Regions from separate parts of the Homo sapiens genome. Here region 1 is linked to region 2. A link is an interaction called in ENCODE POLR2A ChIA-PET data of the cell type or tissue named here. Cell type or tissue: PC-3. All regions are shown on one strand. Links, peaks and the distances in the headings refer to the core of each region. The heading gives the core; the rest is flanking DNA. Region 1 overlaps TBX3 (T-box transcription factor 3). Region 2 overlaps TBX3-AS1 (TBX3 antisense RNA 1).

Region 1 (5,375 bases), core at 167-5,166, 55 kb before region 2:
CAGATTGAGGAAGGGGTGGCGGTGCACCGAGCTGGAGGCTGCCGCAGAGGAGGCGGCCGCCGCTGCGGCCATGTACGTGTAGGGGTAAGGGAACAGGCTTCCGAAAGGGGACATGGCCAGGCCCTGGGGTGAGAAAAGAGACACACAGCGAGTCAGCCGGGTGGGAGGAGCTTATCTCATCCCTCTCCTCTCTTCTCCCCCTCCAACATTGGGCAAGCCATGAATCCCTGGTATGTTCTGTTGTTGTTGTTGTTGTGTTTTTTTTTTTGGGGGGGGAGATAGGTGGGGGCAGGAGAGAAGTCAACACTCAGAAATCTCTAGGTACAAATCTTAGCTGTGTCACCCTAGGCCAAGAGACTTTGATTAACTTGTGCCTCAGCTTCCTTATAGGAAGAAAAAACAGGGAAATCATAAGTAATTCATATACTTATTGAGGACTTTGTAGATATTAAATGAGTGAAAGCCTGCAATATGCTGCACACAGTGTGTGCAGCCCCCAGGAAATCTCCTTGCACCTGTTAAATGGGGATACAGATTCAGTTTACCCCACAGAGGTAACCAAGGGGAAGCCGGAGGACATAAATTAGTAGGAATAATTTTTTAAATCTTTCTTCTTCCCCAACCCCCATCCTCCCACCCCAATCCTAGAAGTTTCTCCAAACAAAACAAAACAAAACAAAAAAAACAGACAGTGAAGATCTTAAGCAAAAGGAAACTGGGGCTGGGGGAGGGAAAAAGGGCATTTGTTATAAACAGAGACAAAGAAATCGTCCAGCATGATTCACTGGTGTTCCAGGTGAGAAGCCGAGGTAGGCCGCAGGAGTTCAGGAGTGCACTAAGCTGGGAATTGGCAGAAGCAGCATTTAAGATGCAGGCACCCTGGCCTGGGCCAGTTCTCTGCATCATGCCTTGAGGTGCCCTTAAGGTTTTGTCTGTTCAGGTAGTCCTTGGTGTACCAACCACCTGCCCACCTAGGACAGGGTCTCCCGGAGAAGCCAGCAGAGGAGATGGGAGGAATTGAGAAATGCCAGAAGCCAAGCCTTTCCTCAGCTCCCTCCTCCCTGGAGTGGGGAGGCCAATCTGGTTTCTTGGCGCAGGGAAGGGAGACCAGACGAATGTGCTCAGACAAAACAAAAGGCAACAGCATGCAAAACCTCATAGAACCTTTTCATCGAGTTCAGGGTGTTTCCAGCCGCCTGAGACCTCCCCCCAGCACAGCTGTCTGAGCCACACACAGGCCTCCAGGCCTGCCCCAGTCCCTGCTTATCCCTGTCCTCTGACATTTCCCACGTGTGCACAAACCATTAACCCTTCGAGGAATAGGCTGGCCTGCTTGGGGTTGGGGGTGGGGAGAAGAGCTTCGAACTGGGAGGAAAGGCTGGAGGAATCAAGACTGAACTCCTACTCAGGAAGTAGTCACTTCCCCTCCCCAGGCCTAGAGTCCCATTCCTGGGGAAGGGTTGGCTATGAGACACTTAAGAGACATGTCAGCTCTGAAGCTAAAATCAGAAACCCTCAAAGAGGCCCTGGAGTCAGATAGCCTGGGGTTGAGTCTCAGCTCCACCATGTACCCGCTGTGTGACCTTGGACAAGTCACTCAACATCTCTGGGCGTCTTCGCCTTCATCTGTAAAGTGGAGGTGATAATAGTACCCCTGAAGGGTTAGGTCAAATGAGTCAATACAGAGCAAGCACTTAGAAGAATGCCTGAAAGTAAGTGCTGTGTCCAGCTGTTATCTTTGTTACTACCTATCTACTCTGCTGGAAACAGCCTTTAACTTCGGAAAAATTTTAAAGATTTTTGGGGTGAATGGGGAGAATGAAGTCATAATAACTCCATGAGCTAAGCCTTGAACCCGGTAATGGCTCAGTAAAAATTATTACAGCTACTAGGCCAAAGGGATCGGGTGAGGGTCTGCTGGCAAAGGACAGGGAAACTGGACGAAAGGTGGAAAGACTGGTGGAGGCAGGAAGAAGGATCCATACCTGAGAGGCCAGGACGTGCTGCTGGAGGTGGAAGGGCAGGGTGGCCGCGGACGCCCCGGACAGTCCCTGCGCCGCAGCGGCAGAGGCCATGGCCGTGGAATCCAGGCCCGAGACACCGGTGGAGGCCCCAGAAACCGTGGCCAGGAGGGGACCCATGCCAGCGGCCGCCATGCTGGAGAAGGCGCCCCCCATGGCAAACTGGCTGGGGTGCAGGAAGAGCGGGTGCCCGTTGAAGAACTGTTGGCCCGCCAGGCCCGGGGCGAAGCCGAGGCCAGGCAGGGGGCCCTGGGCCAGGTGCGCGGCGGCCGCGTCCGTCTGCACCGTGAGCGGCGCGAAGGCCTCCTTGCCCGGGAGCGCGCGCGCCTCTTCCACCTTGGCCGGCGCTGTGCCCTCGCGAACCGGGCTCCTGCGCTCCTCCGCGCCCAGGCCGCGAGTGCTGGACGAGATGGTGGCGGGGCTATGGCGTGAGTCGGGCGACGCTTTGTCCAGCCGCCCGCTGTCCCGGGGCCGCTCAGCAGCGAAAAGGTGAGCCTTGACCGCGGGGCTGCCCTTGTCACGGCAGGGCTCCTCCGACGTGGTGGTGGAGATCTTGGCCGCGTCGCAGGCCTCGGGGCCATGCTCCTCTTTGCTCTCGGCCTCGGCGTCGCTCTCACCCTCGCTGGGACATAAATCTACCACAGGCGAAGGAAAAAACCAAGGCAGAAGGGCGTTATCTCCAGTATGAGCCAACGGAACTCCAGTTCCCAAGTTGGAATCCCAGCTCGTGGCTTAGTGGCTGTGTAATCCCGGGGAAAGCCCCTTAGCCTCTCTGCACCTCAGTGTTGTCATCTGCAAAATGGGGATAATCGTGCCCAACAACATTGCTGGAAAATTCAATAAGCGATTATGAATTTAAAGTATTTACCCAGAGTTTAAACTTTCCCTTAGATGGACAATCCCCTAATCAGTAGCTCTTCTTATTTTAATGAATTTTACTTCTTTTTTTGAGTTCCTACAGTGGCAGATTTCACATGCATCTCCCCATTCGATTGCAAATTAACTTTTTAAAAGTAAAAAGTAACATTAAAACTCACAGCTGGAACATATTCTAATTACTATCAAAAAATCAGTGAATGACAGAGAGCAGCACCTTCCACAAATTTGTGAATTACTCTGGAAGGATTTGTTTGGCAAGAACCCTGACATCTGAATTGATAATGGCAGAACGGACACCTGTCCTTCAACACCAGTACTCAGTTGAACCGTTTGTATTTGCCCCAGTCCCTGCAGAGAGAGATGAGTGTCGGACAGATGGCTCACAGCCCGGGGACGATCATAGATTCTTTTTTCGCTTTTACCACACCCTCTGTGGGTGTTCCACCAGAAGAAAAGAAAAAGGGATCCTATTTTATGTTTAAAGCTTAAATGGATTGAAGACATAAAGGACTTGCATTTTATTTCACTAAAAAACAGGTTTCTTCCCGTTGAGAGTGTGTGTGTGTGTGTGTGTGTGTGTGTGTGTGTGTGTGTGTCTTTCCAAATAAATACTGCTTGCTCTTTAAACACAGGTAACTGAGGGGGGATTTGAGCCATCTTGTCCACTCCTCACCCACCTCCCCCAGCTCTACCCCCACCGCAGATCCCCAGTGCTCCACCTCCTCTCCCAGGTCAATTGTTGCTTTATAGCTGGATGTTTTCTAGGCCACCTTCTCGGTTCCAGGTGGCAGAGTCCCTTGCTTCCCCCCCACCCAGTCCAACACATTGTAACCTAGAGTTCAAAGACAGTGAAAAGTCAGCAGTTGGAGCCTCTGTTGGTTGGAGAGAATGGGAGGAGAAAGAAACAGAGACAGAGAGAAAAGAGAGAAGCGCTTCAAGCAAGTTTTCAAAGCTGCTTGCCAAGAGGTAGTATGCAAACAGACACCCACCTCCCCTCCCCACCAGCCAAATAAGGATCTGGGAGAAAGGCCTCTGTGCTCTCCTTCTACTGCCTTAGCGGGGAAGGGGAGACACACCTGATAGCCCTTTTTGAACTCTGGCTTCTGTTTAAGGATGTTTAGAAGGCTTCTAGCTTTTAAAGGGCAAGTGCCCTGGTTGGTGCCCCATCCCCCTTCAACTCTTCCAGGCCACGAGGGACTGGAGTCCAGTGATCACAAAGGTGACATGGTTTACCTTTGAGGTTCGATGTCCCTACAGTGGAGGCGGCTGGAGAAGAAGCCTGGGCGAAGCAGTTGAAAGCTGCTTGTTCACTGGAGGACTCATCAGAGGTCCCATTCTCCTTTTTGTGTCTTTCATCAAACACCCTCATGGACTGCAGGGTGAGCTGTTTTCTGTGGCAGAAGCCCACACCCAGGTTACAGAATGTAACATACATTTCCCCTCTTTGTTTCCCTTACCCTTTCCAAAGCGGCACACACATACCTCACACCCTGCCTGCTGCCCAGGGACAACGCTAATTCACTGAAATCTGCTTGCCCCAGGGCAGCCACATAGACCCAAGCTTTGTCCTTGACCCTCTAACTGGGCTGAAGAGTGTGGCAGAGGGTTAGGGAGAAAGGAAGGAGGCTTCAGTTGCATTTATTCAAGATGGGGTTTCATTAGGAAAAGGCATTTGCTTGGGCTGTGAAATTTTATTTAAAAGCAGGAGAAGAGGCTGGATCTAGTCAGAGACAGCTGGACTGCCAGCCTTATATAGGGAGAACCGGGTGTCCAATCCTGCAAACACAACGCTGTCTGTCCCCAGCATACCCAAATTTTGGATGGTGGCTAAGATTGGGAGGAAGTGGTTATTTCATGCTGCACTTTACTGTAATCGTTTTACTAACAAATTAATTGGAATAAAAATATATTTAGCTGTTAGCAATTATTTTTTAATGCCCGCCCCAAGGGGATAGGTTAAAAATTTGGGGGTGATTTTCTGGATTTTAGAAATTCTTTGAAAGGGGGTGGGGGAGGGGAGACCCTCTTTCATATACTCTCCAGCTGTCTACGTAATGCAAAATGATACATGTCCCCACGAAGGAGGGAGAGAGCCATACATCTTTCCGAAGTCCCCAGCTCTGTCTGATGGTATTTGGAAGACAGGATTGCAAAAATTCCCAAGTATTTTCTCAATGGCATGGTTCTTTCTGGGACCTGCCTAGGATGAACTTAAATTAATTAGGAATTAATAGGCATCCCTGTATAATCTATTATCCCTGATGCTTCTCTTCCAGAGATAAGTATGGTGTAGCCTAGTTAATTTCCTTAAAGGTAAGGAGGTAGGAAAAGTACTTGTCCTGGGTATACTGATAGCGGCAAGCATGTAGCAGTGGGGAAAGTGAATGATTTCCACCCGCTCTTAGGATAAGTGCCTGCATCTCACTTCTAACACTTCAGAGTTGGATCCTAAAAAAAGGGATTTTTCTAAACTAT
Region 2 (5,375 bases), core at 130-5,129:
TGGCGCGATCTCAGCTCACTGCAGCCTCCGCCTTCCGGGTACAAGTGATTCTCCTGTCTCAGCCCCCCGAGCAGCTGGGAATATAGGTGCCCACCATCATGCCCGGCTAATTTTTGTATTTTTAGTAGAGACAGGGTTTTGCCATATTGGCCAGGCTGGTCTCGAACTCCTGACCTTAGGCGATCTGCCTGTCTCGTCCTCCCAAAGTGCTGGGATTACAGGCATGAGCCACTGCACCTGGCCCCTCCATGTTTTTCAAGTCTGCTCACATGATCCTTCTCATTAAGGCCTCTGCTGTCCATCCCATCCAAGATTGCAAACCTCTCCTTCCCCCTCCAAACTACCTTGCTCTTGTTCATTCTATTTTGATAGTGCATCTTGCCTTTTATTTTAGTTGATTTTTATTTTTTGTGGCGGGGCAGAGTCTCACTCTGCTGCCCAGGTGGAGTGCAGTGGCATGATCTCAGCTCACTTCAACCTCTGCCTCCTGGGTTCAAGAGATTCTTGTGCCTCAGCCTCCTGAGTAGCTGGGATTACAAGCTTGCACCACCATGCCTGGCTAATTTTTGTATTTTTAGGGGAGGCGGGGTTTCACCATGTTGGCCAGGCTGGTCTCAAACTCTTGGCCTCAAGTGATCCACCTGCCTCGGCCTCCCAAAGTGCTGGGATTACAGGCGTGGGCCACTGCGCCCGGCTACATCTTGCCTTTTAACAAGCCATGGAATTCCCTTACTTATGATGCTTGTGCTTGATTATATTTCTCTTTATAGTAAAATGTAAGCTCCATTAGTGTTTAAAAAGTATTTATCTTTATTTAAACATTTTAATCGATACATAATATTTGTATATATTTGTACAAATGTGTACAAATATTTATGGGGCACATGTGATATTTTGATACATCCATACAACATGTAATGATCAAGTCAGGGTATTTAGGCATGGGCATTTTTGTGGATTTTCAAAATAGTCATGGGACTGGGCATGGTGGCTCATATCTGTGATCCCAGCACTTCTGGAGACTGAGGTGGGAGAATTGCTTGAGCCCAGGAGTTTGAGACTAGCCTGGGCAACATAGAGAGACCTCACCTCTACTTAAAATTTAAAAATTAGCTGAGCATGGTGGTGCACACCTGTAGTCCCAGCTACTCGGGAGGCTGAGGTGGGAGGATCACTGGAGCCCAGGAGGTCGAGGCTGAGGTGAGTTGTAATCATACCACTGCCCCTCCAGACTGGATGACACAGCAAGACCCTGTCTCAATTAAAAACAAAAACAAAAAACAAAACTCCAACCCAAAACCAAATGAAAGACAAAACAGTCGTGGGTTAAATGAACACATCAACTTCCCACTCCAAGTTGAGAGCTCCTTTTATTACACCTAAAAGTTTTTCTGGACCAGGCATGGTGGCTCACATCTGAAATCCCAGTACTTTGGGAGGCTGGGGTGGACGGATCACTTGAGGTGATGAGTTCGAGACCAGCCTGGCCAACATGGTGAAACCCCACCTGTACTAAAAATACAAAATTAGCCTGGCATGGTGGTGCATGCCTGTAATCCCAGCTACTTGGGAGGCTGAGGCAGGAGAATCACTTGAATCTGGGAGGTGGAGGTTGCAGTGAGCTGAGATTGTGCCACTGCACTCTGGCCTGGGAGACAGAGTGAGACTCCGTCTCAAATAAAATTTTAAAAATGTTTTTCTGAACACGACTTCCTGTGTCTTTTGAATAGGGATGGATTACATTATCTCAGCCAACATCTCAGGCCTTCTCAGAAGGTCAAGCACAGTAATGGATGTAATAGCATCATGTCTAACAAAGTGTTAGGCCAGTGAACGTGAGGGTGCTGGCTGTTCTTCCTTTCCCTGATCCCAGGGCTGGGCACCTCCCTGCTTTGCCTCCTGTTTGTCTAATCAGTGTGTTCCCCTGGCTGGTTTTCATCTCCTTTTCCATAGCTTTCCCCTTCCCACGCCAGGGATGCCACGTGGCTGCTCCATCATTTATAGTGACGGCCAAATAATTGAATTGTTATTGGTTTGGAGCGGGGTGAGGGAGGGGGAGAGATTTTTGCTAAATTGTTTCACTTTAGATAATGTTCATCTCCTGCTCTGTTGTGATTTATTTCTGCTGTTGGCAGTCTTGCTTTCTGGAAATTAATTCTCTGATTGGAATGGAAAGGAAAGTTGGTGGTGGCAGGGTGTGTGGTGTGGGGATTCCTTTTGGACGTAAGATCTGGATGAAGAGCTGGTCTGAGTTTCTCTGGGAGTGGCTGGAGGGAGGAGAGAATTTGGGTGTTGAGAATCTCGGGGTGCCTAGTATGTGCTCCTCACTTTATTTGAGTGGCACATTGTATTATAATCTCTTGAATCCGGTGGGCCTTAGGCTCCGGTCATCTGCTGTTTATATGGGCACACTCACTTCCCAGATCTCCTCTGGAAGACCCTCATATCCACATTTTGCAGATGGGAAAATTGAGGCTCAGACTGATGCATGTCATTGTACCAGGTATCTACTGCTCTGTAACAAACCACCCCAAACTTAGTGGCCTAGGAACAACTGTTTTATTATGTTCACAGATTCTGTGGGTCAGGCATTTAGGAATGAAACAGTGGGAATAGCTTGTTTCTACTCTGTGATGTCTGGGCCTCAGGTGGGAAGACTTGAATGACTGGGCGTGTTTTGAATAGCTCAGAGCCTGAGCCATCTGAAGCCTCTTTTACTCATATGTCTGGAACTGAGGCTGGATGACTCAAAGGCAGGCCTCAGCTGGGACAGTTGATTGGAGGACCTCCACATGGCCTCTTCTTGCATCTTGGGATTCTTCAAGTCATGGTGACCAAATTCTAAGACGTTCTTGAGATTGAACACAAGAGAACATGTGTTCTGGGAGAACCAAGTGGAAGCTGAATGGTCTTTTTCGACCTGGCCTTAGAGTCAGGCAGCATCACTTGCTAGAGCAGAATGCAGGCCTAAAATCTGACCAGAGAATTCAGTGGAGACAGAGAGCAAGAGCACGTCTGGAGAAAAGTGCCCCACTCCCCAACCCTGCCAGAGGATGCTTATTGAAGAGGCCACACCATGGGTTCCGAAACAAGGTCACTCAGTAAAAAAGGTCTATTGGTTATATGTGTGTGTGTGTGTGTGTGTGTGTGTGTGTGTGTATACACAGTTATATGCATGTGTGTATTTTATATATATATATATTTTTTTTTCTTTTTCCTTTTTTTTCTGCAGGGAAAATCCCAACTCTGGCCTTAAATAATAAAGACTTTTTGTTGTAATCCCAGCACTTTGGGAGGCTGAGGCAGGTAGATCAGTTGAGGTCAGGAGTTTGAGACCGGCCTGGCCAACATAGTGAAACTCCGTCTCTACTAAAAATACAAAAATTAGGCCAGGAGCAGTGGCTCACACCTGTAATCCCAGCACTTTGGGAGGCCGAGGCAGGTGGATCACTTGAGGCGAGGAGTTCAAGACCAGCCTGGCCAGCATAGCAAAACTCCGTCTCTACTAAAAATACAAAAATTAGCCGGGTGTGGTGGCGCGTGCCTATAGTCCCAGCTACTCAGGAGGCTGAGGCAGGAGAATTGATTGAACCCGGGAGATGGAGGTTGCAGTGAGCTGAGATTGTGCCACTGCACTCCACCCTGGGCAACAGAGTGAGACCCTGTCTCAAAGAAGAAAAGCAAATTTAGCCGGCTGTGGTGGCATGAGCCTGTCATCCCTGCTACTTGGGAAGCTGAGGTGGGAGAATCACTTGAAGCTGGGAGGCAGAGGTTGCAGTGAGCCAAGATTGTGCTATTGCACTCCATCTTCAGCCAAAAAAAAAAAAAAGATTGTTTTTTTCATAACTAGAACTCCAGAAGTAAGGAAAGCTAGTTAATTTGATGGTTCAAAAAGTCATCAAGAGCTGGGCACAGTGGCTCACATCTGTAATCCCAGCACTTTGGGAGGCTGAGGCAGGTGGATCACCTGAGGTCAGGAGTTTGAGACCAGCTTGGGCAACATGGTGAAACCCTGTCTCCACTAAAAATACAAAAATTAGCTGGGCGTGGTGGCACACGCCTGTGGTCCCAGCTACTCAGCAGGCTGAGGCAGGAGAGTCGCTTGAACCCGGGAGGTGGAGGTTGCATTGAGCCGAGATCATGCCATTGCATTCCAGCCTGGGTGGCAGAGTGAGACTCTGTCTCAAAATAATAATAATAATAATAATAATAATAATAATAATAATAATAATTTTAAAAAAAGAAGAGGAAAAAGAGAGAAGTCACCCATCCAAAGTGGCTTGGCTAGTAAGTGGCAGAATCAGATTCGAACCAAGGCAGTCTGTCTGCAGTGCCCTCTCATGAAAGCACTGTGCTACACTTCTCTCTTTTGAGATGGGGTATAGGAAAAAGAGAGAGAGAGAGAAACCAAACACACACCCCTTTAAGCAGAGAGAAAGGGAATCCGATGTGGCTGAGCATAGGGTTGGCCCCGACAGTCATCTCTTACAGATAGATATATTGACTAAGCTCAGAAAGCCTACATGGTAAGTCCAAGGTCCCAGGAAGTTAAGTGGCAGAACCAGGATTTATATCCAGATTCAGATCACTGGGCTTTTCCCAACTTTTTTTTTTTTTTTTTGAGATGGAGTCTCGCTCTGTCACCTAGGCTGGAGTGCAGTGGCGTGATCTCGGTTCACTGCAACCTCCGCCTCCCAGGTTCAAGCAATTCTCTGCCTCAACCTCCTGAGTAGCTGGGATTACAGGCGCCCACCACCACACCCAGCTACTTTTTTGTATTTTTAGTAGAGATGGGGTCTCACTGTGTTAGCCAGGATGGTCTTGAACTCCTGACCTCGTGATCCACCCACCTCGGACTCCCAAAGTGCTGGGATTACAGGCGTGAGCCACCGTGCCCGGCTTCCCAACATTTTTATCCTGTTCACCTTACCTCCCATCATTATCTCAACTTTTAAAATTTGTTTAATTTTAAACTGAAATGAACAGGGGAAAGTATCTGCCAGGGGAGAGAGGTACAGAATGAATGGGATTGGTACTGAGTTGCTGCTGGTAACCCATGGAGGAAGAAGGCAGGATGCAGGATCTGATGTTTAATGGATTCTTCGAGTCTGATGACAGCAGCTTCATTCCAGGCTTAAGTGCATCTAGCCACGGGCTCCTAGTTGGTTGGACCAGAGAGGGGCAGAGCCAGAGGCCTCATGGATGGGGCCTGACTGGGTTCTAGGGAGAGGTGCAGGTTAAGGCAGGATCAACCTCTTCTGCAGCATACAGAACTGGCCTCTGGGAGAGGAGGATGGGGAGATGATGACTTCTTCCCTCTCCTGTTTCCCCACCCATTGCCCAAAGCACAGCAACAGGCCAATGGGCAGTGTCCT

What was found. ChIA-PET counts read pairs that join two places held together with the same protein. Peaks named below come from ENCODE experiments on the same cell type or tissue, not always from the same donor. Only the 100,000 strongest peaks of a DNase experiment are listed, where the experiment ranks them.
Region 1: POLR2A ChIA-PET joins it to region 2 with 8 read pairs; 11 of 35 experiments call an interaction of 5 or more read pairs at or near these places.

What each region holds. Positions count from the first base shown.
Region 1 is chr12:114,672,180-114,677,554 of GRCh38, forward strand. TBX3 (T-box transcription factor 3) reads right to left here. Exons shown (of 7, transcript NM_005996.4): 5 at 4,134-4,291; 6 at 1,986-2,656; 7 at 1-123. Among named protein-coding and RNA genes, the nearest start is that of TBX3-AS1, 7.4 kb to the right of the region's middle. RefSeq lists enhancers at 1-452, 3,553-4,054. In PC-3, for the core only: CTCF peaks have their summits at 4,294 and 4,494; DNase peaks (open chromatin) are centred at 812, 1,452, 3,272 and 4,022; H3K4me3 peaks cover 5,000 bases; H3K27ac peaks cover 5,000 bases.
Region 2 is chr12:114,727,177-114,732,551 of GRCh38, forward strand. The region is part of intron 1 of TBX3-AS1 (TBX3 antisense RNA 1); the gene reads left to right. Among named protein-coding and RNA genes, the nearest start is that of TBX3, 46 kb to the left of the region's middle. In PC-3, for the core only: no CTCF peak of the experiment used is centred there; a DNase peak (open chromatin) is centred at 2,715.